Linked DNA regions of Homo sapiens: region 2 is linked to region 1. The links are chromatin loops, found by intact Hi-C in ENCODE. Cell type or tissue: sigmoid colon. All regions are shown on one strand. Each heading gives the region's core, and the rest is flanking DNA. Links, peaks and the distances in the headings are about the cores only.

Region 1 (15,915 bases), core at 9,022-11,521:
GAAAGTCTGTGGTGATAAATGCCTACATTAAGGAAAAAGACAGACACCAAGTAAATAACCTAACTTCACACCTCAAGGAACTGGAAAAACAAACTAAGCTCAAGTCAGCAGAAGGTAGGAAATAAATATTAGAGCGGAAATAAATGAAATAGTCCGGGTGCGGTGGCTCATACCTGTAATCTCAGCACTTTGCGAGGCCGAGACAGGCGTATCACCTGAGGTCAGGAATTCAAGACCAGCATGGCCAACATGGCGAAACCCCATCTCTACTATAAATACAAAAATTAGCCAGGAGTGGTGGCATGCACCTGTAGTCCCAGCTACTTGGGAGGCTGAGGCATGAGAATTGCTTGAACCCAGGAGGCGGAGGTTGCAGTGAGCCGAGATCATACCACTGCACTTCCACCCTGGGTGATGGAGTGAGACTCCTACAAAAAAAAAAAAAAAGAAAAAGAAAGAAATAAAATAGAGATTAGAAAGACAATACAAATTATCAACGAACTAAGAGTTGGTTTTTTAAAAAGATGGAAAAAAATTTGGCAAATCTTTAGCTAGACTAACCAAGAAAAAAAAATACTGAAATAAATGTAATTATCAGTGAAAGACAAGGCATTATAACTGAAACCACAAAAATACAAAGGATCATAGGAGACTACTATGAACAATTATACACCAAAAAATTAGATAACTTAGAAGAAATGAACAAATTCCTAAAAATATGCAGTCTACCAAGACTGAATCATAAAGAAATGGAAAATCTGAACTGACCAATAATGAGTAAGGAGACTGAATCAGAAAATCTCCCAACAAGGAAAAGCCTAGGACCAGATGGTTTCATGGTGGCAATCTATCAAATTCTTAAATAATTCATGCCAATCCTTCTCACATTCTTCCAAAAAAACTGAGGAAGAGGGAACACTTTCTCATTTTTTTGAAAGAGAATAGCTTGAGTGCCTTTAAGCAGTCACAGGAGCATCCACAGATGTTTAAGTTAGATGAATGTGTGCACACATGCTTACTCTGTGTCAGGTATCACTTAGGTGAACGTTGATGGGTACAGTGATTTTGACCATTATACGGTTTTTCATTTTTTTGTTATATAACATTTATAATTATAATGAGTCATTCAAGAGAGAAATACTAAGGAACATGATGGGGAAATATATCAAAATACTGCAACATATAAAAATGATTTAATTCTACAAGGTTTTTTGAAGAAAGAGACCAAAACTCAGTCTGACTTGGATAACTTGATGATCACAGCTCTGGGAGTGATGAGCAGAGACGGTGACAATGCCCAATGGAGAGCGGAATCTTATCTATCCAAAGCACGGTGGAGACCAGCAGTAAGAGTTTCCAGTTCCCTGGAACTGGGATTGGCAAAACAAAGTGGGACAGGAGTCTCTAGCCACAGAGTTTCTTGTTTTCCTTGGGGCCCTCAGCAGTGGTGGGGTTAGTTGGAATAGGGAAGAGCTGGTGAAATCTTGGAAACCTAGTGGAGGTGGACTAAGCAATCTGGAGTCCTGCTGGAATATGCTTAGCAATTTCCCACCTAATTGTGTTGCTGAAGTACCCACAGGGTTGGCGTCAGGAAAGAATAGGGCATGAGTCTTTGATGCCATTTTGCCTTCTTAGAGGTCTCATGACTGTCTTTCCAGGGTATCAAAAATAGGAGGTTTCAGTGTCCAAATGCCCCATCCAGTGAAGGCTGTTCTTGGACAGCATTCTCCATATGTCTCCAGAAGAAAGGGAGACAAAGCAGTAAATTTTAGTGTTATTGGCTAGACGCTAATTTCCAGTGTATCTGTGGAGAATTAAATTGGACTTGGGAATCATAATTCCTTCCTCTCTCTGAAAAGTAAAGAAAGACTTTCTCTTTTGGCTGATGAGCCAACAGATCCTTTTTCATATTTTAAATCTCAGTTCTAGGATCTTTGATTGTGTGAAGAAAAAAAAAATAGAACAGAACTACTGCCTATGGTAGTATCTAACACTGACAATGCAGAGGAGAGGCTAAGAAACAAGATATAAAAGAAAAGCAGACTATCAGGATTTGTGCTCTGAACATCAAGTAGGAAATGCTATTACTGCAGACACTGATTAGCATTTGTTAAGTGCCTATCATGTGCCAGGCAGAACGCACAGTACTGAGAACTTTCTTTGTTGAATTATCAGACATTAGCTCTTTGTCCAAACCTCTGTGGAGTGAAGAACCTACAATTGTCCTATTCTTTTCCATTTCTGTGTTTTATTTCTCCATCGGAAAGATGTGTCTGAAAAGGTAGTCCTCTATTTCAGAGTTCCTCAAACTCAAGGTCAGAACCAAAACGTTTTGAAATTGATTAAATAAGTCTCAAACATCCATTTGTTTTAAAAAAAATGAAGTGGAATAAAAAAGAAAGTATCAGAAAGCAGGTAGTAAAGTAGTTCCATGAAATTCTTGTTTTGATTTTATAGCTGTGTGTGTGTACTGGGTCTCTGTGGAAATGTATTTCTTTCTCTGGGTAAAGGTTAAAAAGTTTGAAGAGCACTGACAGAACGATTTCACTGCACTGAAATGTACAATGGTTTACATCCAGTGGAAATATGGGGAGTGAATTATGTGTGATAACATCTCCTTAGAAAAACGGGTCATGCTCTGTTTCTTTAGGAATATTGCCAAACATGCTTACAGAACAAATAGATGGTAAAAGATAAGTGGACTGAGAGATTTCTGATCAGATTGAGTTTTCCTGAAAAACCACTTCCCTGAAGATTGCATATCATGTGCCACTTGTTGAAGCTCAGAGCAAACTGTTCAAGCATACAGCTTTCCTTTGCTAATTATACCTATTCTCATGTCATTTATTGCATTCACTAGTTATAAGTCATTTTCTTCTTCTCTCAAAAGAACCCCTTGCTATATTTCTTAAGTCCATATGCAATCACCTAAAAACACACTTTATAAATCTCTGGAGTGAGGAATATAGTGGGAACAGATGATACATTTGTGCTTGAATTATTTAAAGCAGCACAGATCATGAGTGCCTAAAATGAGAATTCAATTGGTAGTTTAATACCAAAATCCCAAGAAAGGTATAACGTAAACAATGATACATTCTTTGTATTTTGTGTGTGGTATTTTAAAAATGAATGCTGACTAGGTTGTTTGTGTAAATCCTTTGCCAACACAAAAAGCAACAGAATCTTGCAGAGCATGCAAAACAATTTCTTAAGTCTTTTAGCATGTGTGTTTTGATTTTGAGGAAGGAAAGAAATAGGATTTTTGCAACTTCGAAACAAATCTTCAAGATCTTATATACTCTGGGAGCTCCAAAGTGCTGAAGTAAGCCTGCCGTCAATACACTGGATTGAAAATCTTGCACTGCCATCATCTCAGAGAAACAGACAGGAAACTTGAGGTCTGAGAACTGAATTGTGCCAGATATTTGACAGTCTTTTCTTCTCTTCTTCCCCCAATTTTTTATTTTCAAAAATATCAAACCTACACAAAAGTTGAAAGAATAGCACATACAGGTATTCTAGCACACACATCTATAGAGGTGCCTTCTATTTCAGTTAACCAATTGTTAACATTTTGTCACATTTGCTTTCATATATATATGTATATATGTGTGCATGTATATAGATATATTAATAGATATATGTGTCTATGTGTGTATATATATGGGGGGGTATGTGTGTGTCAGTTGCAGATATCATGACAATTTTCCCCTAAATACTTCAGCAACTATCTCCTAAGAATAAAGGTAATCTTCCACATCACCATAATATTTAACATTGATTTAGTAATGTCTTCTCATGCAGAGCCTAATCTAAATTTCCCTATTGTTTCAGCACCTGGTATTCTTGGTCCTGGGCCAAGACTGCATTCCTCAGCTCTTCCAATTCCTAGACTGAACAATTCCCTTAAATCTGCAATATATCTTCCTTACCCTATGCAGGGGACTGTTTCCTAGCCAAGCCTGTACATTAATATTCTGCCCCCTAACCCCCCACAAGCACTGAGGGATGGAAGGAACATGACTGACATAACAGAGAGAGGCGATTGCCAGTCTGGAAGTCCTCCTGGGGAAAGCAATGTTCTTCCTTTAACCCTGAGCAGATGAGCCAGGAATCTTCAAGCTGTAGGACATTGGTTCCAAACTTGCTCCTACATAAAAGGTCTGCTGTGCTGGAGGGACATTTGCACTTAATGCCAAGGCCACCTCCACTCTACCTACCGTGGCATGCAAGGCCCTTCATGAGCTGGCTTCTGTTTATCTCTCCAACCTTATCCCCTCCTTAAAACCTACTCTCCAGCCTCCCTTAACAAATGAAGTTCTCTTTGACCTCTAGGCTGTCGCTCATGTTTCTTCTGCCCAGATGACGATTTCTACCCTTTCACTCCCAGGATTCCCCATGATGCATTCTCTGAGCACCTCTGGCCTCCGAAGCCTAAGCTGCTTCTCCCCTGGCTCCCATCACTCATCCCTTCTCCTTTCTACGCTGCCACAATCTATTGTAATTGCCCGTTTATTTGTCTGTAGCCCAGACGGTAGAAACCATGTGGGTAGAGCTATGTCTCCTCAGTCCCTGGCACAGCACCAGCCCATAGTAAGTGTTCAAGCAGTATTTATCAAATGGACATCTACATGTTGCATGAACTCCTGTTGTTGAGGAATTGGGCCCCTCGTAGTTTATGCATTCCTTGACACCCTGTTTCATGTGAGGTGCTCAGTGGCTATGTACTACATGGTGGAATATCCACCCTCCAGGAGTTATGCTCTCAATAGGGAGGCAAGTCTAAAATGCACAAAGGGCCAAATAGCAGTACAAAAAACTGGGTAAGAGATGGCCAACACACCTGCATCCACAGGTCTGACTATGCATTGGAATCATCCAAGGGGACTTGCTGAAAATACAAATTCCTGGTCTCCCTAAGAGGTTTTCATCAAGAAGGTCCAGGGATCTCTTGATGTAAGTGACTCAGGGAATTCCGATGCACGTGGACCAAGGACTAAACTTTAGGAACCATTGGCAATTAGGGGAAAGCTTCATCAGATGGAGTGGTCATAGGGCCCTTCCACCAGACCCTTCAGTGCCTCTGTATGAATGAGAAAAAGGCACCCCGTTGGAAGGATACCACCCATGGGCACATGGCCTGGTGTGTGGAGGCCAGGTGTGCTCTACTTGCCGTCCTCCTCAGGACGCCCTTGTAGAGGGCATGATGCTTTGATATTAATCATGGCTTTGTCCTGGATGCCCCTGAAACAGTATCTAAGCACTTTTTTCACATCCCTTCAAAGTCCTCCGTAGCTGCACATAAGGAGATAAACAATAGTCATTATAATGTATGTTATACATATAATATTCCACATTGGCTGGTCAAGTGAATCCCAATAAACATAGAAACCACACAAAACAAATGACTTAAACACTATTATTTGCCTTACGCCTCCCACTTCAAGGCAGCCAAACCCCGGGTGTGGCCCCACAGCTGAGGGAGGTTATTTCAGATGTGAGATCCTCCAGTGAGCTTTGTGAACAGCATATGTTTGCAGCACTTGAAAAGGAATGTCTGACTGTACTGATACGGACTCCTACAAAACCCGAAGAGTCAAACACTGGGTCACAGGGTAACCAACTAGCCATTTTCCAAACAGATGAATCCTGGTGGTGCAAATCTCCCTAAGTAATCCCTAGAGGTTCAAGCTCATCAACATTTATTGGGTACTATAATATACAAGGCACTCTGCTCAGTTCCAGTGGTGGGAGTGTGAAGATGAAGAAGGCATGATGCCTGCCCTCAAGGAGACAAAAATATAGTAAACAGAAACTCCATCTAAGTAAGATGATGTTGTAACACCTCTAAAAATGGTTCAGACACAGTGCTATTGGTGAACGGAAAAATGAAGATTTTATTCCACATAGAAGGACTGGCAAAGGCTTAATGGAGCAGGTGGAATGTTCCCAGAGTGTTGAAAACTAGATAGGGTTTTGACAAATAGATAGCACTGGAAAAAGATATTAAGGCTGCTGGAATCTTGGCTGTCAAACTAATTAGCTGTGTGACTATAGGAAAGTCACTTAACCTCTCTGAGTTTTAATTCTCTTATGACTAAAATTAGGAAAATGATGACACAAGGTGCTATCGTCTGAATGTTTCTGTCCCCTGATAAATTTGTATGTTGAAATCCCAATCCCCAAGGTGATAATATTAGGAGGTGGAGCTTTTGGGGAGGTGATGAGTCACTGGGGCAGAGCCCTCATGAATGGGATTAATGCCCTTACAACAGAGGCCCAAGGAAGCTTCCTTGCCCCTTTCATCATGACACAGTCAGGAGGTGCTGTACTATGAACCAGAAAGCAGGTCCTCACCAGACACCAAATCTACTGGCACCTTGATCTTGGACTTCTAGTCTCTGGAACTGCAAGAAATAAATTTCTGTTTATAAGCCACCTAGTTTATGGTATTTGTTATAATAGACCGAACATACTAAGACACAAGGTTGCTCTGAGTAAAAAATGAAATGACATGCATGAGAGCACTTACCGCAGTGTCCAGCACCTAACAGGTGCACCCAGTCATCTGTTCTGCTGTTCCTATGTAAGAGGAGGAAATAGGGTGAGCAGGCTGAAGACTTTGTGGGGAGAATGGGAAGAGGTCTCATTGGAGCAGAAGGTAGGGTGAATGAAGAATATGGCTGGAAAACTGATCTGGGGCCAAGTGGGAGTGGCCCAGTGCATGAGAAGCCCTTGGAGGATGTGCTGAAGGGCCTGTCCTTGATTTGTCACATAATAGTGGACACAGCTATCTGAATCCAATCAGAATACTATTAATTGTTCCTCAAATCCAGTCATAATGCAATCTGAATACTCTATAACTAAATATTAATTTGTAAAGTTTACCTCCCACAAAATTAATCTCCAGCAAAGACTAATCACAACTGTTATTTTAAGAGCAGCAACTTAATACAACTAACTATTAAATAGGTATTAAAGAACTAAAAATAACTAAGGTATCAGAAAGGAAGCAGCTTCAGGGAGAAGCTTTGTTCCCTAGAGCTTAGGAAACTAATAGAAGAATATGGACTTATTAAAACTTGGAAGTATGGAGCAGTATGGCAGTTTCTCAAAAAATATATAATAGAATTACCTAGTATGTAGCAGTTCCACTGCTAGATATATATTCCAAAGAACTGTAAGCAGAGACTCAGAGATATTTGTACACACATTGTATTCTCACACTGCTATGAAGAACTGCCTGAGACTGGGTAATTTATGAAGAAAAGAGGTTTAATTGACTCACAGTTCCGCATGGCTGGGGAGGCCTCAGGAAACTTGCAATCATGGCAGAAGGCAAAACGGAACCAAGACAGGTCTTCACATGGTGGTAGGAGAGAGAGAGAGAAGGGGGAAGTGCCATACTTTTAAACTATTTTGTGTTTTAAAATTTTTTGATTTTGTGAGAACACTATGATGAGAACAGCAAGGGGGAAATCCACACCCATGATCCAATCACCTCCCACCAGGCCCCTCTCCTGACAAGCGAAAATTTCAATTCAACATGAGATTTGGGTGGGGACACAGAGCCAAACTATGTCACCCATGTTCATAGAGGCACTATTTGCAAGAGCCAAAAGATGGAAGTAACCCAAGTGTCCATCAATGAATGCATGGATAAACGTTTTAATTACCTACAATGAAATATTGTTCAACTCCAAAAAGAGAGTAAATTCTGACACATGCTATAAGGTGGATGAAGCTTGAGGATATTATGCTAAATGAAATAAGCCAGGGACAAATAGACAAATATTGTATGACTCAACTTATGTGAGGTACTTAGAGTAGTCAAAATCATAGAAACAGAAAACAGAAATGGTGGTTGCCAGGGGCCTGTGGGAGTGATATGGTTTGGCTCTGTGTCCCCACCCAAATCTCATTTCTAACTGTAATCCCCACGTGTGGAGGAGGGACCTGGTGGGAGGTGATTGGATTATGAAGGCAGTCTCCCCCATGCTGTTCTTGTGATAGTGAGTGAGTTATCACAAGATCTGATGGTTTTATAAGTGGCAGTTTCCCCTGCTCTTTTCTCGCCTGCTGCCATGTAAGACGTGCCTCCTTCCTCCTCCACCACGATTGTAAGTTTCCTGAAGCCTCCTCCGCCATGCAGAACTGTAGGTAAATTAAACCTCTTTTCTTTATAAATTACCCAGTCTCAAGCAGTTCTTTACAGCAGTGCAAAAATGGATTAATATGGGGGGGAAGAGGAAATGGGGAGTCATTACTTGATGGGTATAGAGTTTCAGTTTTGCAAGATGAAATGAGTTCTGGGTATTGGCTGCACAATAATGTGGGTGTACTTAACACCACTGAACTGCACACTAAAAATGGTGAAGGTGGTAAGTTTCATGTTACATGTTTACCAATATTTAAACAAAGCGAAAACACTTATAAGTTTGGAAGAAGAACTTTGCAGAGCTAAAGCTCAGACCTTGGAGTGTTAGTGTCTCTGAGCTCAGAGGAAAGGCCCTGTGGGGCTGAGACCTGGACCTCTGGATATGGTGGGGATGGACTGGCTGCTACTGGTGTCTTGAAGGAGGCACGATGATCAGGCTACCCCTATAAGTGTTGGAAAAACTGCCAACTGGAACCAAGTGCTGGTACTGGGACTAAACTAATTGCTGCTGCCTGGTGAAGAAGAATTACTAGGGTGAGACTGACAGGAAGCAGAAAAAAATTCCTTCTTTCTTCTCCAGCCTCGCAGTCTCCCTCTACCAACCTCTCTTGGCAGAGTCTAGCTTGGAGCCAGCTGGCAAACAGAAAAGTGGTTTGCAAAGTCCTGATCCCAGCAGCACCAAACTGAGTATAGAAGAGGAGTTTGAAAATGAGACAATGGCTGACACAGTGGGCCACTGAACATTTAATTTATGAACAAGGAAATGGCATAATCAGAGTGTTAGAATGCTGACTCTGGTGGCAGTGTGAGAAATAATTGAAAAAGGGAGACTTACGAGACTATTAAATCTATCCAGGAAAGATGCAGTGAGAGTCCAGCCTTGGATTTGCTCCAATTCTGTTATCAAAGTTTCTGTCCTGTTCCTGAATCCTGAGTCATCTTGCCCATGTTATCCTTAGTTCTTGTACGTGGATCCCCTTCCAATTTCTGTTGCTGTGCCTTTTTAGCCTACCCAAGACTGCCCATTCACAAGTTAAGGACAGCTAAGAATTCTAGACTGGACAGCCTGCCTGGGTCCCCTAATATGACCTGCTTTAAATAGCACCATATTCCAGGAAACTCTTCAGACATCCTGCTATTCCTCTGAAATCTCTGAAGCTAACTGCTTACCTAGTCCTACTATGTGCCATACCTAAGTGTTAGGGTTTCAGAGATGAACGATATTCTATACTCAAGAGGCTGGGCATGGTGGCTCATGCCTGTAATCCTAGCACTTTGGGAGGCCAAGGCAGGAGGATCATTTGAGCTCAGGAGTTAGAGGCCAGCCTGGCCAACATAGGGAGACCTCATCTCTAAAAAAAAAGGAAAAAGTATTCTATACTCAAGGAAACTGAAGTTTAGGGAAAAAGGCATCAAATGTAAATAAATAGTTAGAATATGATGATAGAAAAGTAATTGCTAATATTTATTATAAGATAGGAATTTTTAAGTGCTTGAGATACAAACACATTTAAACCTCGTAACAAACCTAGGAGGTAGGTTCTGTTATTACTCCCATTTTATAGGTGGTGAAACTGAGACACAGAAGATTAAGTGATTTGTTCAAGGTCAGGCAGTAAGGAAGTGTTGGAACTGGCATTCAAGTCCCAGAGCAGTCAGCCTCTGCAGTTCAGGATTCAGGGACTGAGAGTAGGAAAATTTAAAAAGGTTGATGAGGTTCAAATGGAAATCAACAAGAGGGTCTGACAAATTGGATTAAGTTTTCACCTGTGGGTAGAGGGAGAAAGGGTGTGTGTGTGTGCGCGTGCGTGCGTGTGCACATATATATGCGTATGTGTTCGTATTCGTGTGTGTGTGTGTGTGTGTGTGTGTGTGTGTGTGTGTGTAGCTGCATGGCTCTCCTTAGAGATGCTTCTTTAAATCCCCCTTTTCTTGCCTACCACTGCTTATAACCCACCATTTCTGCAATGAAAGGCAGAGATGGAGGACCTGCGTACACTCTATGGTAAATTGTTGGAGTAAAACCTGTTCAGAAATCAAACCTTCCTCTTTGGCTGCCTGCCACTGTGCTGGATTCAATCATAACAAGTAGCCCAGACCCCAACCATCTTCTCTACATCAACCTCACCTTTATTCTACCACAATATTCATCTGTTATCAAATGAGATAAAGTATAAGAGAGCATTTTATAAGTTATTAAGTGTCATACAAATATTAGTTATCATTGTTACTACCACCTGCAAAACTGGTCAATTTCGATAAGTTTCCTTTTCTGCATGTCTGAGTTCTATGAAAAACTTCACTAAAAAACTCATTGAAAAATCCCCATGTTGTTTTCGGAACTGATCACTAGGTGTTGCTATTTGATAACACATTATCAACACCCTGCCCACCCCCAAATGCCTGTATTTTTTTGCAGAGGTACTGAGATTGATTTTTCTCTATTTGATTTTGATAAGAATTATCTGTTGTGTTTCACATAATTTGCAGAGAAATAATTTGAAGTCAAGTAGGAGTAATTGGCCTTATTCCTTGCTTCCCCTCTTTTTCCTCTTTCATGCCTTCGATTTTAACAACCATCTCTCTCACTGCAGTGCCTGCAATGCAGATCACTCCTCAATCCCTATTTCATCTATTCAACAAATATTTATTGAACATTATATATGTGCCAGACATTGACTAGGAGCTGAGTATACAAGAGTGAATAAAACAGCCAAAGTTTTGACCACCATGCAGCTTACTCTTACGGCTCTTTCTTGGACAACCGACCCACATTTTCAACTTTTTTTGCAATAGGAACTAAACTTGTCTTTTCGTTTCCCACATTGAAAATCTCTCAGGTAGCATCCATGTAGCTGAACTGCTTCTCAAACTCATCATATTCATCCTGAGCACCACCTTTTGACTTGAATGGAAACATGACTTGTTCTCTTAAGTCATCAAGCTCAAAAATCTCAGTTATGCTAAGTGAAATAAGCCAGGCACAGAAAGTCAAATACTGGGTGATCTCCCTTATATGTGGAATCTAAAAAAGTAAATTTCATAGAAACAGTGAGCAGAAAGATGGTTGTGGTTACCATCGGCTGGTGAGGGGGAGAAGGGTGGGAGAAGCGAAGGAATGTTGATCAAAGGGTTCAAGGTTTCAGTTTAGACTGAAGGAATACGTTTCAATGATCTATAATAATGTATTGTGTATTTCAAAACTGTTAAAATAATAGATTTTTAACATCTCACAAGAAAAAAGATAAATTGATGAAGTGATAGATATGTTAGATATGTTAATTAGCTGGATTTAACCTTTCTACAATGTGTGCATGGATCAAAACATCATGTTGTACCTCATAAATGCACATAATTATTTTTGTCAATTAAAAATAAATAAAGTTTAAAAACCCAAACTTTTTTTTTTTTTTTTTGAACTGCTTCCTCTCCTTTGCTTCCATTCCTAATCAATTGTCACATCCAAGCTTTGGAACAGGTCTTCAGTGCCCCTGGCCTGGGCCACAGTGATAGAATTTCCTGCTTCCTTTTCCTCTTACCTCCAACAAATCCTCTACATTGCTGACAGAGTAATTCTCTTGAATAGTACTTCTCACCATACAACCCCCAGCCCCTTTCTTTATTCTAAGCATTTAAACTCCTATTCTTAGCATCTAAATCTCTCCATCACCTGACTTCAACCTCCATAGTCTTCACTCTACCTCTAAATCAACAAAAAGTGGGTTAAGAAATGTTTATGTACCATGCATTGGACTAAGGCACATGGAGTAGAGATATGAACAAGACCAGATCCCTTCCCTCATGATAAGCAGAAGATTACTAAATAAGTGTTATGGATTGAATTGTGCCCATCCCCAATTCATATGTTGATACCCTACCCGCCAGTACCTTAGAATGTATTAGGAGATAGGGCCTTTAAAGAGGTAAAGGGGTTAAATGAGGTCATGAGGGTAGGACACCAATCCAGTAGGACTGGTGCTCTTGTAAAAGGAGAGAGATACACCAGGGATGCACACATACAGAGGAGAGGTGACGTAAGGACACAGAGAGAAAGAAGACAGCCATCTGCAAGTCTGGAAAGAGACCTCAGGAGAAACCAAACCTGCCAACACTTTGATCTTGGACTTCCAGTTGATGGCAGTGGCAGGCCATTTGTAGCAACCGCTGCCATCATGCCAGCTGCAGCAGGGAGGCGCAGCCAGGGCTGCACACTCCATGAAGCCAGCAGGAACTGGGGAGAAGTGGGAGCCCCACCCATTCTGAGTTGGGGCAGGAGCTCCTTGGATGCCACTGCAGCCGCCCAAGCCACAGCTGCGGACCCAGACATCCCTGTGCTCTTGGGGCCCGGGAGCAGGTGGGAGCTCCAACCTCTGATGCACAGCTTCAGCTGCCCAAACCAGGGCTGCAGATCCAGGCCTCCTGCTCCATGGAGCAGGCAGGAGCCACCTCCCCTCCTGCCCCTCCTCCACCCCCACAGCTGTAGCCGCCCAAACTGTGGCTGCAGACCCAGGCATCTCTACACTCTTAGGGGCCCTGGAAGGCCTCCTCCTACCCTCACAGGCTTGGAAGTGCCTGCTCCCACTGCCTGGCTTCTCTCTGCTGTAGGCACCTGCTTCTATCTTGAAGCAAAGTCAGGCTGAGCCCAGGCACTGTTGGAGCCCAGCCAAGTGTGCACACTCTTGGGGCAGTGCTGACATGCCAGCTTCTTGCCATCTCAGCCACTTCTGGACTTTGGGCACCAACAAGCATAGGAAGGAAGCCAAGGGTGGCTAAGGGCAGCTCTGCACTGGCCTGCAGGTGCCCCTTGGCAACTACAGCCTGGATACCATGGATGGCAGCTGAAGGCAGACAGGTTCCTGGGCAGAAGTGGGCAGGTCCCTGGTGAGGCCCCACATTCAGGCTAGGGAGGGCCTGAAGACTGTGGGCTGGACTGCTAGTCCCATGAACCAGAGTAGGAACTCCTGGTGCCTTTTCCCGGCCCACCCATGGCCACCTGTGGACCAATCGGCACACACTTCCTCCCCTCTGAGGCCCATAAAAGTCCTGGGTTCATCCAGAGCTGAGTAGACATTGGGATGAACAGCTGCAGAGAGGAGCTACCCACTTCAGGGACTCCTCTCTGCTGAGAGCTGCAGAGAAAATGGTATAACTTGTCTGCAGAGAGGAGCTTCCTACAACAGGGTCTCCTCTCTGCCAGGAGCTGAACACTCGCCAATGGGACACCATAGCTACAGAAAGGCGCTGCCTTCTGTGGGAGACCGAGCTGTTCTATCACTCAATAAAGCTCCGCTTCATCTTACCCACTCTCCACTTGTCTGCATACCTCATTCTTCCTCGTCACAGGACAAGAACTCAGGACCCATTGAATGGCGGGGCTAAAAGAGCTATAATGCAAACAGAGCTGAAACATGCCCCTTGCTTGCCATGTTGCAGGCAAAGAAAAGGAGAGATGAGCTGTGGCCCTTCGGGGATCCCAGACCTTGGAGCTCCCTGAGCCAGGGCTGTGACTCCCTCTTTAAAGCCCTGCAGTTCCTGGGATCTCCAAGCTTCCAGGTGCCACCATATTCCCCAGTGCCAGCCATGATGAGCTACTTGTGTTGCGTCTGGTTCAGCTGCAGCTTCTCAGAGAGCCAGCACCCATGCCAGCACCTGGTGCTGCCCACCCCACTGCAGCAGCCAGCATGTCTGTCTGGGCGCAGTGGCCGGACCACAGATTCATTCACACACCCCTCACCATTCCACGCCTGACTCATCCTTGACAAGCATGGGACCCAGGTCAGTAGTGTGAGACAAGTTCATCCTGCCTAGCCAAGTAGGAGAAAAGAGCCCAGCAGGCCCGAGCAAAACTTGGGCAAAGGTACCACCGGCTACAGAGATTTCCAGCCAGAAAAATGGCACCCCAAAGATCCCATAACACAGTCTTGATTTTGGATTTCCAAAACTATCAGAAAACAAATTCTGTTGTTTAAGCCACCCAGCCTGTAGGTATTTTGTTATGGTAGCCCTAGCAAACAAAGACAATAAGTAAATGCAATAAATTTTTGGAGAAATGGTGTTGGGCAGAACACTGGGACCACAGGAGGGAGGGGTCCACATATCTCTCTTTTGTATTATTATTATGCATTATTATGTGTTGTATTATTCATTGTTTTCCTAATATGCCAGTCTCCATAGCTTTGCCCTTACTGTTTTCTTCACTGGGCAAATGCAGCTCCCTATCTTCTCTCTACTATGAAAATCGGCCCGTCTTTTAAAGCCAATGCCATTACCGAGTTCTCTATAAAATCTTTCCTCTGTTCTAAATTTGATTTTATCAGTCTTTTCTCTTGGTTCCCTTACCACTTTTTTTGTGTGTGCATGCCTTTCTGATAGTCCTCATTTTCTGCAGCTTTAATTTTGATTCTTTGGTTTTTTTTGTTTGTTTTTTTGTTTGTTTGTTTTTTGAGATGGAGTTTCGCTCTTGTTGCCCAGGCTGGAGTGCAATGGTGTTATCTTGGCTCACTGCAACCTCCGCCACCCGGGTTCAAGCAATTCTCCTGTCTCAGCCTCCCAAGATTATAGGCATATGCCACCATGCCTGGCTAATTTTGTATTTTTAGTAGAGATGGTGTTTCACCATGTTGGTCAGGCTGGTCTTGAACTCCCAACCTCAGGTGATCTGCCCACCTCAGTCTCCCAAAGTGCTAGGATTACAGGCATGAGCCACTGTGTCTGTCGATATTCTTTGTATTTTTAACTCACCTATTCTCCCAATCTTAAGTGCCTCAATAGAAGGAAATGTCTGTCACTCATTTATATGTACTGAAAGTACCTATTACTGGGATTTGCACACAGTAGATGCTCAATAAATATTTATTTAATTTGAACAAGGGGAAACTCCTGCAAGAATAAAGAGAATTATACACTTTTGTTGACATTTTAAGGAGAATATATTCTTTGTTCTTTTCTAAAAAAGAAATGATGGGGTTATTTTCCATTCTCTTACAAATTATGGACTTAAAAGGGGTAACTAAAAGAAACTGACCATCCAAGTTTCTATGTCTTCAAGTGTCAGTTTATCCAAATCTAGAAGTTTGGGTTAAACAAACACATTCAGAGTTTATCTCTAGCACACTTCTCTGTGGGTATGAAAACATTTGGGATTGAAGAGTTATTGGAAATTTAACTTCTAGAGAATGAGAACAATGACCTAAAAGTTTAACTCCTTCTTTTCTTCCTGTCCCCTAAGTTATGGCCTCAGCTTCTGAAGCCCTTTCTTCTATACCCTTTGCTAAATTTTATTAAGATCTAGCATTCACCTGAAAACTTCAGGGGGCTCACAGAACAGCTTCAGAATTCCCCCACTAACTCTCAATACAAACAAGTACTCTTAACCCTAAATGCTTTCCTCTTTTTTTCTTTCAGTTAAATCTTAATTTTTAAAGTGTAATGAAAATATTCCTGACTGGGTGCAGTGGCTTATGCCTGTAATTCCAACACTTTGGGAGGCCAAGGTGGGAGGATTGCTTGAGCTCAGGAGTTCGAGCCCAGCCTGGCAAACATGGTGAAACTCTGTCTCTACTAAAAATGCAAAAACTAGCTGGTTGTGGTGGCATGTGCCTGTAGTCCCAGCTACTTCAGAGGCTGAGGGGGGAGGATCTTCTGAGCCTGGGGGGAGGAGTTTGCTGTCACCCTCCAGCCTGGGCAACAGAGTGAGACCATGTCTCAAAAAAAAAAAAAAAAAAGTCTAAAGAACTTTAGTAACTCAAACATGA
Region 2 (15,915 bases), core at 5,587-8,086, 890 kb after region 1:
TCAGTTTTCTCTGTCTCTACTGGATCGTTTTCTTTCCCATACAAGTTTGCTATAGTTTCTCCTGCCTTAAAAAAAGAAAATGTTTAATCTCTCTTGACTCCATGCCCCTGTCCTGTTTCTTCTTTTCTTTCTTTTTTTTTTTTTTTTACCTTGAGTCTTGCTCTATCACCCAGGCTGGAGTGCAGTGGCACGATCTCGGCTCACTGCAGCCTCTGCCCCCTGGGTTCCAGCGATTCTCCCGCCTCAGCCTCCTGAGTAGCTGGGATTACAGGCCCATGCCACCATGCCTGGCTAACTTTTGTATTTTTAGTAGAGACGGGGTTTTGCCATGTTGCCCAGGCTGGTCTCGAACTCCTGACCTCAGGTGATTCGCCCGCCTTGGCCTCCTAAAGTGCTGGGATTACAGATGTGAGCCACCATGCCGGGCCTCTTCCTTTCTTTTCACAACAAAATTTCATGAAAGTGGTGTGTATTCTCACTGTCCTTTCATTTCTGTCCTGCCTTTCTCTCTTACCATCCCTCTGGGCAGATGGTCAGGGTAAAACCATTGGCCAATATCCAGGTGGTCTTGATGTTGCTCAATCCAATGGTTAACTCTCAGTCCTCTTCTTAGTTGACCTGTAAGTAGCTGATTGGACTCAGGTCGATGCTCTTTCCACCTAGAAATAGAGAGGGGGATGAATTTCAGGAGGGATGTTTTTGAGTGGCCAAGAGGAAATCAAATCTAGAGCCCAAGGGGAGAGGTTGGCCTTAGGACACAGACAGTTCATCCCTTGTCACAGGGTAGATGGCAGACACAGTGTGAGGATAGATGTCACAGTTGGACCTTGGGAAGTTCTGTTTTCAGTGCTTTGACCTTTCTCTTGGAAATAGGAGTGAAGGGCATTAGCTGAGAGTGAGAATGGGGCAGAGGTGTTGGAGATTTGAGAGAGAGAGAGGAGGTATAAAGTAAGTGATCTGGCCGGGCATGGTGGCTCATGCCTGTAATCTCAGGACTTTGGGAGGCCAAGGCAGGTGGATCACCTGAGATCAAGAGTTTGAGACCAGCCTGACCAACATGGTGAAACCCCATCTCTACTAAAAATACAAAATTAGCCAGGCATGATAGTGCATACCTGTAATCCCAGCTACTTGGAGGGCTGAGGCAGGAGAATCACTTGAACCTGAGAGGTGGAGGTTGCAGTGAGCCAAGATCACACCATTGAACTCCAGCCTGGGCAACAAGAGCGAAACTCTGTCTCAAAAAAATTTTTAAATAAAATAAAATAAGTGATATTGAAAATTGGATAAGAGACATGATGCTGCCAGGTGGCATTAAGGGCCAGTTGAGTTAGTGACTATCAATTTAATGTAAGACAGATCAACACATATATTATTTATTTTTTGCAGATGACAAATTTTCCCAAATTCAGTGGTCTAGAACAGCATATATTTATTATCTTACCATTTCGGTGCATAGGGAATTTGGGAATTTAGCTGTATGGTTCTGACCTCTAAGACTTTCATGAGACACCGACTGCAGCTATAGTCAACTGATGGCTCAGCTGTGGTGGGAGGATCTCCTATCAGGATGGCTCACTCGCATGGCCATGGGCAGGAGGCCTCGGTTCTTCATTACGTAAGTCTCTCCTTAGGCTGTTTCAATGTTATCATGACACGGCAGCTGACTTCCTCCAGAACAAGTGATACAAAAATCAGAGAGGGAACTGCTTTTTACAATCTAGTCTCTGAAGTTGTCTACTCACTTCAGGTTTATTCTATTCATTAGAAGCAAATTGCTATGTCCAGCCCACTCTCAAAAGAGGAATTTACCTCCACCTCTTAAAGTAAGGAATACCAAATAATTTATGGGCATTTTTTTAACTACCATACCTTGATTGTGTGCTTTATTCCAGTCACACTGAGCTGTACAGGCACAGGTCAGGCATGGGGTAGATGGAAAGTTGGATTAAGTAAGTTATGAATATGTGAGAGCAAGAAATCTAAGAACCAGAGCCTTGATGGTGCCAGGCCTCCCAAAATCAGCAGGTGAATTCTGCTGAATGTCGGCTGCACATGGCTCCAGCAGGCTCAGCACCAGAACGGTGGGTCCTTACGCTGCTGCACGCCCATTAGCAAGCTTCAGCTCTGGTCACCTGTCTAATTCAGTCCTGCTGTCCGCTGGCCTCGTTGAACTACTCATTATTTTTTGTTTGTTTGTTTGGAATTGAAGTCTCACTCTGTCGCCCAGGCTGGAGTGCAGTGGCATGATCTCAGCTCACTGCAACCTCCACCTCCAGGGTTCATGTGATTCTCCTGCCTCAGCCTCCCAAGTAGCTGGGATTATAGGCGCCTGCCACCACGTCCAGCTAATTTTTGTATTTTTGGTAGAGACAAGGTTTCACAGTGTTGGTCAGGCTGATCTCGAACTCCTGACCTCAAGTGATCTGCCCACCTGGCTTCCAAAGTGCTGGGATTACAGGCGTGAACCACCGCATCCGGCTGATTACTCATTGTTTTTGCTCCGGCAAAACTTGGACTTCCCCATGGCCTATCATAGCCTCTCCAGCTCCAACTCTGTCTTATGACTTGCCTAATACAGCTCTCACAACTTACTAGCAAATAATCCCTTTGTGTTTCTCTGTCTAAATTGCCAAAAGAGAAAAATCTAATTGGCCCTGGTACCTTCTTAAGCCAGATCACACAGGTCCCATGTCACTGACCAAGCTAAGGGACTGGTTGCTGTGGCACATAACATCAATGCCCACACCCCTTGGAGCCCTGTATGTTTGCAAACTCACAAGCTCTGGTGTGCTTGCAACCCCAGCAGCTAGCCCCTGACTTCCTTGGCCAGAGGGCTGTACCTCTCTCAGCCTATCAGAGCCACCTTGCCAGAAGTGGCTCTCTAACTGGGGACATATGCCCCCTGGGGTGCTTGGTAACATGCTGGAGCACCAACATGATGTTTTCTTGGACTATTCATTCTATTGAAAGTTTTTTTTTTTTTTGAAAGAGGAATTCTTAACTTTTTTTTTCTTTTTTCTTTCTTTTTTTTTTTTTTTTTGAGATGGAGTCCCACTCTGTCACCCAGGCTGGAGTGTAGTGGCACGATCCTGGCTCACTACATCCTCCACCTCCCAGGTTCAAGCGATTCTCCCATTTCAGCCTCCCAATAGCTGGGATTACAGGCACCCGCCACCACGCCTGCCTAATTTTTGTATTTTTAGTAGAGATTGGGGGGGTTCACCGTATTGTTCAGGCTGATCTCGAACTCCTGAGCTAAAGTGATCTGCTTGCCTTGGCCTCCCAAAGTCCTGGGATTATAGGTGTGAACCACTGCACTCGGCCAATTTTTAATATTTTTAATAAGAATTATATACGGGAAGCTGCCAGGCTCTAATTTCAAGGAGTGCATATTAGCTCTTCTCCATGTAAAGGGTCTTTCTCTTTTCCCTGTTTAGTGGAGAAATTTTGAATGTGGAAAATATAACATATGCATACAAATATATGAAATAAAACTCATGAAAAAAAGAAAATATATACACGAAGATCAGAATAGTGGTCTCTTTCACCCTGAAGAGTGGGAAACGAAGTGAGGAAGGAGCATATAGAGAGACGTAAGTTTTAAGTAATTTTTTAGTTCTCGGGTGGGGTGGTGGATACATAGGAATTCATCATACTTTTTGTTTTGTTTTTGAGACAGTCTCAGTGTTGCCTAGGCTGGAGTGCGGTGGTATGATCGTGGCTCACTGCAGCCTTGACCTCTTGAGCTCAACTGATCCTCCCATCTCAGCCTCCCACGTAGCTGGGACCACAGGCACACATCACCATGCCTGGCTAATTTTTTGTATTTTTTGTATTTTTTGTAGAGATGGGGCTCTCCCTATGTTGCCCAAGCTGATCTCAAACTCGTGGGCTCAAGCAATCCTCTCACCTTGGCCTCCCAGAGAGCTGGAAATACAGGCATGAGCTACTGTGCCCAGTTCGTCATACTACTAATAATAACTTAAAGAAATTAAAGAAAGCCATGTGCTGGCCAGGCACGGTGGCTCACACCTGTAATCCCCGTACTTTGGGAGGCCAAGGCAGGCGGATCATGAGGTCAAGAGATTAAGACCATCCTGGCTAACATGGTGAAAGCCTATCTCTAGTAAAAATACAAAATTAGCCAGACATGGTGGTGTGTGCCTGTAATCCCAGCTACTCGGGAGGCTGAGGCAGGAGAATCGCTTGAACCTGGGAGGCGGAGGTTGCGGTGAACTGAGATTGCACCACCGCACTCCAGCCTGGTGACAGAGTGATACTCTGTCTCAAAAAAAAAAAAAAGAAAAGAAAAGAAAAGTAAAGTAAAGAAAGCCATGTGTTGACTAATAATAATGAGAGTATTATGAATCAAGGATTACAATTAATCCAATTTTGAACATGGACAGTAAAAAAAGAAATCCCCACAGCAGGTAGAGAGGGAGATATTTACGAGTTAAGAATCCTGCCCAGGGAGCCTCAAATCTAACAAGCCTGTTCCCACAGCAGGCCTGGCAGTGAAATCAGCTGGGAAGGTGGTATCCACAGCCCCTCAGTCACTCTCCCTTGCAGTTAGGGTCTAGGCTGCACTTGGAAAGAGCCTCATCTCCCGTCCCCAGCTCCCCAGTCACTAGTCCAAAGAGAACACTGAGTTCTCCACTGGGTTTTCAAAGGAAAGGCAAAGGAGGATAAAACATTAACAGGTCCTTGTTAGTATAGGTTCTTGTTAGACTTTCAATTTACAAGGAATTTTAGAGAAATGCCTCAAGCTGAACCTGTAATAGCCAGGTGGGAACTTGGGCAGATGGTAGCAATTTCTCAAGGTTCGTCCCAAAACACTGCTGCAGATCCTTCCCATGGTCACTGTTTAAACACATGTCCTGTCCAGTCTTTCTTGTAACCATCCCTTGAGTCATTTCTTTCCTCTCCATCCCCACAGCCATGACTTAAGTACAATTCTTTATTCCTTCTAGCCTGCAGCACAACAATAGCCTTCCAAATCTCTCAAATCCCTCCAATCTCCACAGTCTGATCCTGTCACTTAAGGTACTTCAATGCTCCTCACCTTGCCTTAAAGATGATAGCCCAACTCCTTGGTACAGCACTGTGACCCTCAGCGTCTGGGTGTCCCAGCCCTGTCACCGTCACAACCCTGTCTGCCCATATCTCCTCCATGCAGAACTAACATTGGAAACACCCCCCAAACTCACAATGCCTTTTCACACCTCTATGCTCTTTCTGGCTGCAAGGACAGTCACTCTGGTCTCTCCCTGCTTAGGCATGACTCACCTTTCTAGATTAAGTTCAAATATCACTCCTCCAGAATGTCTCTCAAGGTAAAGGCTAGCCCATGCATCTCACTGAATTGTAAGGTTGGCTTCTCCGTTCCATATCTTCCCCACTACTCCCATTAAAGTTGAAATTCCTTGCATGCAGGGACTGTATTTTTCATCCTTATGTCTCTATTCCCTTTATCTCAAATTTCTTTTTTTTTTTTTTTTTTTTTTTGAGATGCAGTCTCGCTCCATCTCCCAAGTTGGAGTGCAGTGGCATGGCACAATCTCGGCTCACTGCAACCTCCACCTCCCGGGTTTGAGCGATTCTCCTACCTCAGCCTCCTAGGTAGGGATTACAGGTGCACACCACCACACTCAGCTAATTTTCGTATTTTTAGTAGAAATGGGTTTTCACCATGTGGGCAAGTCTCGTCTCAAACTCCTGACCTCAGGTCATCCACCCGCTTGTGCCTCCCAAAGTGCTAGGATTATAGGCATGAGCCACTGCACCCAGCCTATCTCAAATTTCTTTCTGTGACTTAGAACCTGGCACATAATATGAGTTCAATACATGCTTGATGAATTAATAATTAGCTAAATATATAAGTCATATTCAAACTTTGTATTTCACACTCTTGGACTGGTAAGAGACAGAGTATAGTTAAGCCCGTGATGAGTATAATTGTATGAATTAAAGTACACATGTATACTGAGGGCTCATTTCACGTGTGAGTCTCTGAAAATGTTTGCGACTACAACTTAAACCAAGACAACCTAAGGATTTCGAGAAGCAGTAAGAGTATCCAGAGAAAATAGTAACTTAGATGCAGCCAATACAAGCTCAAGACTGAGAGTCTGCAAATCTAGATTCCAGCCTCTGCTCTGCCACATTCTTGAGTGACCTGGAGAAGTCACTTTAACCCTGGGTCTTCCTGTGCTCATCTGACACAGAGGGCATGGGAGCCTGGAGCCCAGCCCTCCTGTGCACCCTGTCTAGCTACACTTCTCTGGAGGCGAAAGGCTGCTGGGCATTGAACACAGCTATCAGCCTGGGAGCTGGGCCGAGCCTCACCAGGGAATAGTGAGGGGCTCCCTGCTCCGACAGCACACAGGTGCACACACACGCCTGCTCATCAGGTCCCCGGCTGACCCCTTTACACACACCATCTCCTGCTTCTGCAACAATGCCGTGCAATAGCAACTATCACCAGCCACATTCTACAGGTGAGAAAGCTGAGCTTCATCCACAGTTCCTCAGTAGCAGGAGTAGGATTGGAACCCAAGTGTGTTAGCTAAAAGCCCACACATTTATCCAAGATACCATATTGACACTGTTTAAAGTGACAAACGATCACTTTATGTAGAATGCACCCAGGGAGTTGAACTGATGGAGTCTGCATTCTTGTCACAGAGTCCACTCTCCCCTCCACATCTCCCCCTTAGCCCCAACACAGGACTGCTGGGTTCCTCTGCTAGTCCCAGGTGAGATACTCTCTCACCTTCCAGCAGCAGGTAACAAGGACCAGGAGGCACCAGAGACAAACCCAGCTCCTCACTGCAGCCAGCAAGGGAATATGGCCTCTCAGAGCAGCTGGGATTCTAGCCAGCTGAAATTAAACTGCGCAGCGACAGCAGTCAGAGGTAACTCATGTTAAAGGTATCAGTGATGGCTCCAGCAACTGGTGGTCTCTGCTGCCCCCTAGATGTCTGTTTCCTCCAACAGGCCTCAGATTAATTTAAAACCAAGTGCTTGGTGTAATATTGCATAGTAACACTCTTTTCCTGCTTCATCAATCATGCATTTATCCTACCTTTCCTGTGTGGACTGTAAGTAGTTGGCAAGGCAATGCTCTTCTTAAGAATTGCAGCAAATAGGAGAACAAGTGATAGAGGAGTCACCGTCTGGCAACCCTTAATGACATAATGAGTCTAGGTAGCCATCACCAATGGATGCTAACACAATTAGATGAAAGGCGAATGGAGAACTTTATAATAGATGGATCTGACTGAAACACCTAAGCCCACTTATCAATCTGTGCATCTATGCATGGGACATTATTGCCTTCTCATATAATACGGTGTACAATATAGGTTCATCTGTGAAGACCTCTGTCCACCCCCCAAAAAATAAACTGAATCCAATCAAACCTCTAGATTTTACTGCCAGTTTAGAGAAAATAAGAGGTTAGTCAGGGTTTCTTAGCCTCTGCATTATTGACATTTTGGATAACCACCAAAAGGATAGTAAAAACCAGTCTAATGGTGAAATGAAATAATAAAAAATAGTTAATCCAAAAGAAAGGAAAAAAAAAAAGGAGAGGAAGGAAAACATAGACTTGATGGGACAAACAAAAAGCAAAAAGAAGAAAGTAGGTTTAGATGCAAACATATTAGTAATTCCATTAAATCTAAATGATTGCATTAAAAAAATTCTCAGCCTAGTTAAAAGCAACAAAGGGACATAGCTTAACTATAAAGATATAGAAAAGTTAAAAATAAAAGTACAGAAAGAAATGCATGCAAACACCAAAAGAAAGATGATATAGCTATATAATATCAGAAAAAGAACACCCTGAGGCAAGAAGCATTATTAGCGATAAAGAGAAACATTTCATAATCATGAAAGATCAATTCACTGGGAAGATGTAGTAAAACTGTATACTTATAACAACATAGCCACGAAATATGTACAATAAAAATTGGCAAGACAAAAAGGAAAATATGCAATCTTAATATGAGATATTAATACAATACTCTTAGTAACGGATAGAACAAGCAGACAAAAATACCAATAAGGATATAGAAGATTTGAATAACACAATTAACAAACTTAGCCTCCTTAGCATATGTAGAATACTGCACCAAACAGCAGCAAAGTCCGTGTTCTTTTCAAATGCACATGGAGTATTTACCAAAATTGGCCACCACACACCCCACAGTCCTGGTGGCATGGGCACATTTTGTGCATAGTTGATTGATATGGGAGACTGTACCTGACCCAACATGGGTCAATGAGTTTTTTCCCTAGATTTTTGGACTTGAATCTGATGGTTGAAGCTGTGAAAAATAAAGTTTGGGCACTTTTCCTCCCACCTTGAAAAGGGGATCCCAATGTTATCTGAGTCTCTGTTTAGGTTATTCCTGAGGCATGCGTATTCTACCTTGGTTTTACAATGACATTCCAGAATCTTTAGCATGCATTTACTTTGGACTTTTTTTTACCGTGATAAAATATATATAACATAAAATGTACTAGGTTTAGCATTTAAGTGTACAGTGCAGTGGCACTAAGTACATTCGCATTGTTATGCAACCATCACACCATCCATCTCCAAAACCGCAGGTTTCATCTTTTCATCTTCCAAGACTGCAGCTTTATCTCCATTGAGCACCAACTCCACATTTCCCACTCCTTGTATCCTCTAGCAACCATCATTCTACTCCTAGACTACTTTGTGACTCAGTTTCTCTGTCACTTAAGAGAAGAGAGGCTCCATTGCTGACTGCAGGGATTGCTTCTGTATATGCAGGCCTTCTTGCATCTATAGGATTAGGTTTACTGCAGGGAAAAAAGGTAAGAGAAATATACATCATATGGGTTTTTGGAGGAAGAAAAGAGGCGACAGCACAAAATGGATGAGGTTTTCGTGTTGGGTGTCCTGCACACAGGACTCAGCAGCCCTGCCATGTATCTATCTGCCCAACTCTTTCCCATGGAGTTCATCTTGTGGGCCACTTCCAAATTATAGATCCACAGGCAAGTTTCACAGCTCTGTCGCTGTCACCTGTGGCAAGCTTCTCATAGTGCCTCTGTGGCTTAATGTCATGAGCCCCTCCATTGTGAGCATTCTGTTTAGGGTCCTGCACCATCACAGCCTGGCAATGAGCTTCAGATGTTTTGCCATAACCTTAGATTTAAGTCATCAAGCAGCAGGACCAAGACCTATCATGCATTTACTTTTGTTTTTGGCTTAATTTGAGTTGGTTTTTTTCCTTGTACAAAAAGAATCTCTGTACACAGACTCCTATTAATTTTTTTAATTAATAGTTTTATTTTTCAGAGCAGTTTTAGCTTTACAAAAAATTGAGAAGAAAGTAAGATGTTCACACACACACAGCTTCCCAATTATTAATGTCTCACACTAGTGAGGTACATTTGTTAAAATCGATGAACCTATGTTGACATGTCATTATCACTGTAGTTTACTTTAGGGTTCCCTCTTAGTATGGTATATTTTATGGGTTTTGACAAATATATGATAATATGTATCCACCATTATAGTATCAGACAGAGTATTTTCACTGCCCTAAAAATCCTCTGTGCTTTGCCTGTTCATCTACCCCTCACCAAACACCCAGAAATCTTTTTTTTTTACTGTCTCCATTGCTCTGCCTTTTCCAGAATGTCATATATTTGGAATTATATGTTATGTAGCCTTTTCAGACGGACTAGTGATATGGTTTGGCTGTGTCCCCACCCAAATCTCATCTTGAATTGTAGCTCCCACAATTCCCACATGTTGTGGGAGGGACCCGGTGGGAGGTAATTGAATCATGGGGAAAAATGATTTGAGCATCTATCATCACAAACAACCCCATTCTATCTCTAATAATGACTTTTGCGGGTCTTTGCAGTGCTGTTCTCATGATAGTGAATCAGTCTCACAAGATCTAATGGTTTTAAAAATGGGAGTTTCCCCGCACAAGGTCTCTCTTGTCTGCTGCCATATAAGATGTGCCTTCACCTTCTGCAATGATTGTGAGGCCTCCCCAGCCATGTGAAACTGTGAGTCAATTAAACCTCTTTTTCTTTATAAATTACCCACTCTCAGACATGTCTTTTTCAGCAGCATGAAAATGGACTAATACAACTTATTTCACTTAGTAATATGTATTTAAGTTTCTTCAATGTCCTTTCATAACTTGATGGCTCCTTCCTTTCTTGCTTTCTTTTTTTTAATTTTAACTATACAATAAAGCACTAAGCTAAAGAAATTAAACTATGGAATATCTATCTGCTGGCTGGTGGGGAAAATGTGAGGAGCCTGGAGCTTCCTGGAAACACACAATTTCCTCCACAATCTTCGCTGACCTTCCCTTGAGTTATCCCTCTTCCTTTTTAACATTCCTCTTGATTTGAGCCTCTATCATCACAAACAACCTCATTCTAACTCTAATAATGATTTTTGCCTTAAAGTATTATGTCTGATTTTAATATAGTTATGCCAGCTTCCTTCTCATACTGTTCACATAGTATATCTTTTTCCATCATTTTATTTTCAACCTTTCTATATCTGTATCTTTATGCATCATTCTGTTAATATATATCAATCCATCAGTGACTGATTCTCTGATTCCCTAATGTTTAAGCAATTTCCTTTTTTTTTTTTTTTTCTTTTTGAGACAGGGTCTTGCTCTGTCACCCAGGCTGGAGTGCAGTGGCACGATGATGTCTCACTGCAGCCTGAACGTCCCAGGCTCAAGTGATCCTCCCACCTCAGCCTCCCAAGTAGCTGGGATTACAGGCACACATTACCATACCAGGTTAATTTTTTTTTAATTTTTTGTATAGACAGAGTCTCACTATGTTGCCCAGCTGGTCTCAAACTCCTGGCCTCAAGCGATCCTCCCACCTTCACCTCAAAGTGCTGGAATTACAGGCGTGAGTCACCACACGAGGTCAATCTACTATTCTTGACCTCAGCTATTGGCTGTGATATATTATCATATATAGAGAGCTGGATTTGGTTTGCTACTGTTTTCTTCAGAAGAGAAAGCAGGATGTTGCTCAGCCTGGGAGGGTCATGCCCTTGGTTGAGTTAGCTCTCTGCAACTGAAACAAACTCTAAAGGATTTGAGACCTGGAAACTTTCTGCTAATCCCACCTCCCAAAGTTGGGGCAGTTCACATCCAATGACTGATAGAAGTAAGGTATAAAGACACAGACATTTTGGCTTAATCTAGCATCTCTGATGGGCCGTGTATGGTCCAGAACATCCCATAGGAATGGCCAAAGCTTTGTCACAATTGCATCACATTTTGACTTTTCCCTCTGCCCAAGACTGCTTCCTCCTCCTCTCATCCACGGATGTTGATTCCTAATAAATACTCTGTACACCAAGCACAGTCTCGGCATCTACTCCTGGAAAACCAGCAACAAGGTCAGCAGGGCTAGCTAGCTTCATGGGCAGCAACCTATGCAGTCATAAGGGCCCTGCTCCAAGAGGGGCCCCATGCTTAGGTTAATACTCTTGTCAACTAACGAGTGGTGAGGTTCATAAATTTTGAAATAAGAGGTTTATTTCTCATGAAGTGTTGCAATCTGCAAGGTGGCCATTCCTACAGGCTGGGAAGTGTAGCCTGTGACAGAAGTCAGAAGCAGGTACTTCGAGGCAGGGATGGATAAAACAGGAATGTATAATGAATGGCTTGGCTAAGTATACATATTTAGTACACAATAGGAGGAGTCATGAATATTTATGAAAAGAGAAACATGTGCATGTGCAATTGGGCTTCATGCCTCTTTATGCGTCACATGTTCAAAAAATGATGATGCTTGCATGATCCAAGGGTGGAGTTTTTGGCCCTCTGACATCAAAAGGTGAAACAGAGAACACAAAAACCATCAACGTGCATCTTCTGCAAACTGCTGAGAACCACTCTGTGGTCAGTGATCTCTTACCAGGAAGGAATGCTGGTTAGTTGCTGTGTTAAAACCACAAAAAGGCCAGGCACGGTGGCTCACACCTGTAATCCCAGCACTTTGGGAGGCTGAGGCAGGTGAATCACGAGGTCAGGAGATCTTCAAAACCATCCTGGCTAACACGGTGAAACCCCGTCTCTACTAAAAATACAAAAAAAATTAGCCGGGCTTGGTGGCGGGCGCCTGTAGTCCCAGCTACTCAGGAGGCTGAGGTAGGAGAATGGCGTGAACCCAGGAGATGGAGCTTGCAGTGAGCCAAGATCACGCCACTGCACTCCAGCCTGGACAACAGAGCGAGACTCCGTCTCAAAAAAAAAAAAAAAAAAAAAAAAACCACAAAAAGGAAGGGGGAGTCCAGTCATGGCCTCAGATGACTGGCTAAAGGCAATGAAGTAGAGTCATCTGTATCTTGTTCCCCAGGGCTGATTTCCGTGTACTCCTTAGGAAAAATTTCTGGTTAAAGATGAATAAGGATAGGGCATATTGAGGTGTATCTGACCTCCCATCCCCTTATGGCTGGGAACTCAGTTTTTAAGGTTCCTCTGGGGTCCACTTGGCTGAGAGGCACTCCATTCAGTCGGTTGGGAGGCTTAGGATTTTATTTTTATTTCTTACTCTGCTGTCATCATCTTGAAAATATAAATTTTGGTGCTCACTTCAGCAGCACATATACTAAAATTGGAATGATACAGAGAAGATTAGCATAGCCCCTTTTTAAAAAAAAAATATATATATATATAAATTTTGATGGCTTTAGAAATGATTTGCAGAGAAGTGAGTCAGAAAAATCTTATGACCAATCAAGATTTCACATTAATAAAGTATTATTATCCATTGTATTATATAAATTGGTGAAACAAAAAATGGTACATTTTTGCAATTTGTAGGTTTAGTCATTACTCATATATCACTATTATCCCTATTACATTTTATAAAAATTGTTTTTTTAAAAAAAAGCTTTATATTTTAGGGGTTTGTTCGTTTGTTTGTTTTGAGACAGAGTCTCACTCTGTTGCCCAGGATGGAGTGCAGTGGCACGATCTTGGCTCACTTCAATCCCCACCTCCCAGGTTCAAGCGATTCTTGCCTCCCAAGTAGCTGAGAATACAGGCGCCCCACCACCGTGCCCGGCTAATTTTTGTCTTTTTAGTAGAGACAGGGTTTCACCATGTTGGCCAGGCTGGTCTTGAACTCCTGACCTCAAGTGATCCGCCCACCTTAGCCTCCCAAAGTGCTGGGATTACAGGCGTGAGCCACCGCACAGGCTTTATATTTTAGTATTTTAATTACAGTTTTTTTCCTGCATTTTTAACAAGATAAGCACATTTTCATTTTGCACCCAGCGCTATAAATTATGCAAATTACATACCCAGCAGGGAGGATAGGTTCCTGTGAAGATGATTGTCCCTGGTTGTCCTGTAGGAGTCTAGGAGAGAAGAGTGACACTTTAAGCTATTATCTGTTATTTGCAACTTCATGTGACTGACTTTCAGATACTTTGATGAAAGAAGACTTTTAAATGTGTGAAAAAGATCTCCTCAGGGCACTGCATACAAGGAAAACAGGGAGACTACCATCAAGGTGGGAAAGGGTGATACAACAGGGCCAGGGACCTGATGATAAACTCCAGATTTCACCAAGAGTTAGGCTTTGTTAGAATCCTGTTCCTAACAGGACACAAATCACACAGCGAACTATTAAAAATGAGAGCAAAGCACACAGCACAACTATTAAAAACTAAAAATTAAGCTGTCATTTATATGAGTCATTAACAAAACTCCCTTATCACCAGAAGTATGCTAACACCATATATAAAATTGAACATGTGGGGACATCATTCAACCTCTTGTTTAAAACTGGCTTTGAATGGCCCAACTCTAGAGAATTAGAATGCTTTTTATTATCTGGGGTCCTCTGGAGAGAGATCAACTTCTCAGAGTTCTAAATAGAGAAAATTATCTGGAGTTAATTAAAGTACGCCAATACTGTCATTTTCCACGTGGGGTGGAAAGAACTAATGTGTAGTTAGGATATCAGCAAAAGGCTAGTAGAAACACGAAGTCACTGGTAAATTGAATGCACAACTCCTGGGAAGTGATCAAAACGCAACTGTTTTGTATATTCTGCTACTTGTCTGTTTGTTATTTCTATTATATGTCTATGGCCACCTATACAAAAAGTGAGGGCCCTATTTTCATGTGAAAGGAACCGCCACAGTTAGAAACACTCTAACAAAGGGTAGTGGAGTAAACCAAGCCACTCCTGTTCTAAACAGATTTTAGATTCAGAAAGAATCGCTCTCTCTTTTTTTTTTTTTTTTTTTTTTTTTTTTTTTTGGAGAGATAGGATCTAGCTATGTTGGTCAGGTTGGTCTTAAACTCCTGGCCTCAGGCAATCCTTCCTTGGCTCCCAAAGTACTAGGATTATAGGCGTGAGCCACCACGTGCCCAGCCAGATTCAAAAAGAATCTATTGAATAGGGGGGAAACTAAGTAATTCAAGAGACTTTGTCTATAGCATTTTGACTATATCTTCTCAGTAAGGACAAAACGAACTATAAACAAACATTGAACCCTAACCTAGTTGGTAGTTGTAATTTTCATGGTAGTATGGGTTTGTGATTCTAAAACTACTTTCTGTGTATTCTTGAATTAAATAAATAAATAAATATATTCAGAAGGATGAAAGCAATATCTCTCACTGTTGGAGAAGAGAATTACAAATATGGAAAGAGGGAAGGTTAAAATAAATCACATTGTGGTCATTTGGAATTGGAGGCCAATTTAAATTCAAGTGGCAGGGTATAATTTTTTTTTTTTTTTAGATAGTCTCTGTCACCCAGGCTGGAGTGCAGTGGTGCAACCTCAGGTCACTGCAACCTCCACCTCCCGGGTTCATGCAATTCTCCTGCCTCAGCCTCCTGAGTAGCTGGGACTACAGGCATGTGCCACCATGCCCAACTAATTTTTTGTATTTTTAATAGAGATGGGGTTTCACCATGTTGGCCAGGCTGGTCTCGAACTCCTGGCCTCAAATGATTCACCCACCTGGACCTCCCAAAGTGCTAGGATTACAAGTGTGAGCCACCACACCCAGCTGGGTATAATTTTTTTTTTTTTTTTTTTGAGACAGTTTCGCTCTTGCTGCCCAGGCTAGAGAGTGCAATGGCACGATCTCGGCTCACTGCAACCTCCACCTCCGGGGTTCAAGCAATTCTCCTGCCTCAGCCTCCCAAGTAGATGGGATTATAGGCACCTGCCACCACGCCTGGCTAATTTTTGTATTTTTAGTAGAGACAAGGTTTCACCATGCTGGTCAGGCTGGTCTCAAACTCCTGACCTCAGGTGGTCCACCCACCTTGGCCTCCCAAAGTGCTGGGATTAAAGGAGAGGCTCTGCACCAGCGTGGGTATAATTTTTTATGAGTTAAAATTGTATTTTATTTATTTACATTTATAAAGAGAGCATTATGTTTAGATTTATGTACCTGGTTTTTTAAAAACTCGTTTACCTAATTAATGAGAGAATGAGTGGGATGGTAAAGTTGGTTTCAAGAGAACTTGAGAGATTAAGTATTATAGGCACTGAATAAAAGATGTTAAAATAGAATTTTGGGGTGGTATACAAAACTGGTTAATGTTATACAGGGCAAGAAGACTATAACCTTTGGGATTTAGGGTTTTTGTTTATTTGTTTGGTTTTTATTTTTTATTTTAGCTTTTGTTGTTTTATTTTTTTTCCCTGAATGAAATTATTAGTAGCTATACTAGACAAAAATCTACATGCTAGTATGTAACGTTATGGTCTTGGCCCCATTCAATAGTGAATAACAAATCAAATCAAGGTACATTCTCCTAAAGAATAAGAAAATTCATCCTGGCATGGTGGCTCACACCTGTAATCTCAGCACTTTGGGAGGCCTAGGTGAGCAGATCACC

Evidence for each region. A loop is a pair of places that touch in the nucleus more often than their neighbours do. Peaks named below come from ENCODE experiments on the same cell type or tissue, not always from the same donor. Only the 100,000 strongest peaks of a DNase experiment are listed, where the experiment ranks them.
Region 2: it touches region 1 in a loop (5-fold over the local background); 25 of 110 quality-filtered maps call a loop at or near these places.

Annotation. Positions count from the first base shown.
Region 1 is chr1:222,782,429-222,798,343 of GRCh38, forward strand. No RefSeq gene overlaps it. Among named protein-coding and RNA genes, the nearest start is that of DISP1, 25 kb to the right of the region's middle. In sigmoid colon, for the core only: a CTCF peak has its summit at 10,500 (motif pointing right); no DNase peak of the experiment used is centred there.
Region 2 is chr1:223,677,424-223,693,338 of GRCh38, forward strand. It overlaps LOC105373281 (a long non-coding RNA gene), which reads right to left. Exons shown (of 3, transcript XR_949164.2): 2 at 13,349-13,405; 3 at 395-659. It also overlaps the pseudogene RNU6-1248P. Among named protein-coding and RNA genes, the nearest start is that of CAPN8, 20 kb to the left of the region's middle. In sigmoid colon, for the core only: CTCF peaks have their summits at 6,974 and 7,176; a DNase peak (open chromatin) is centred at 6,938; H3K27me3 peaks cover 344 bases.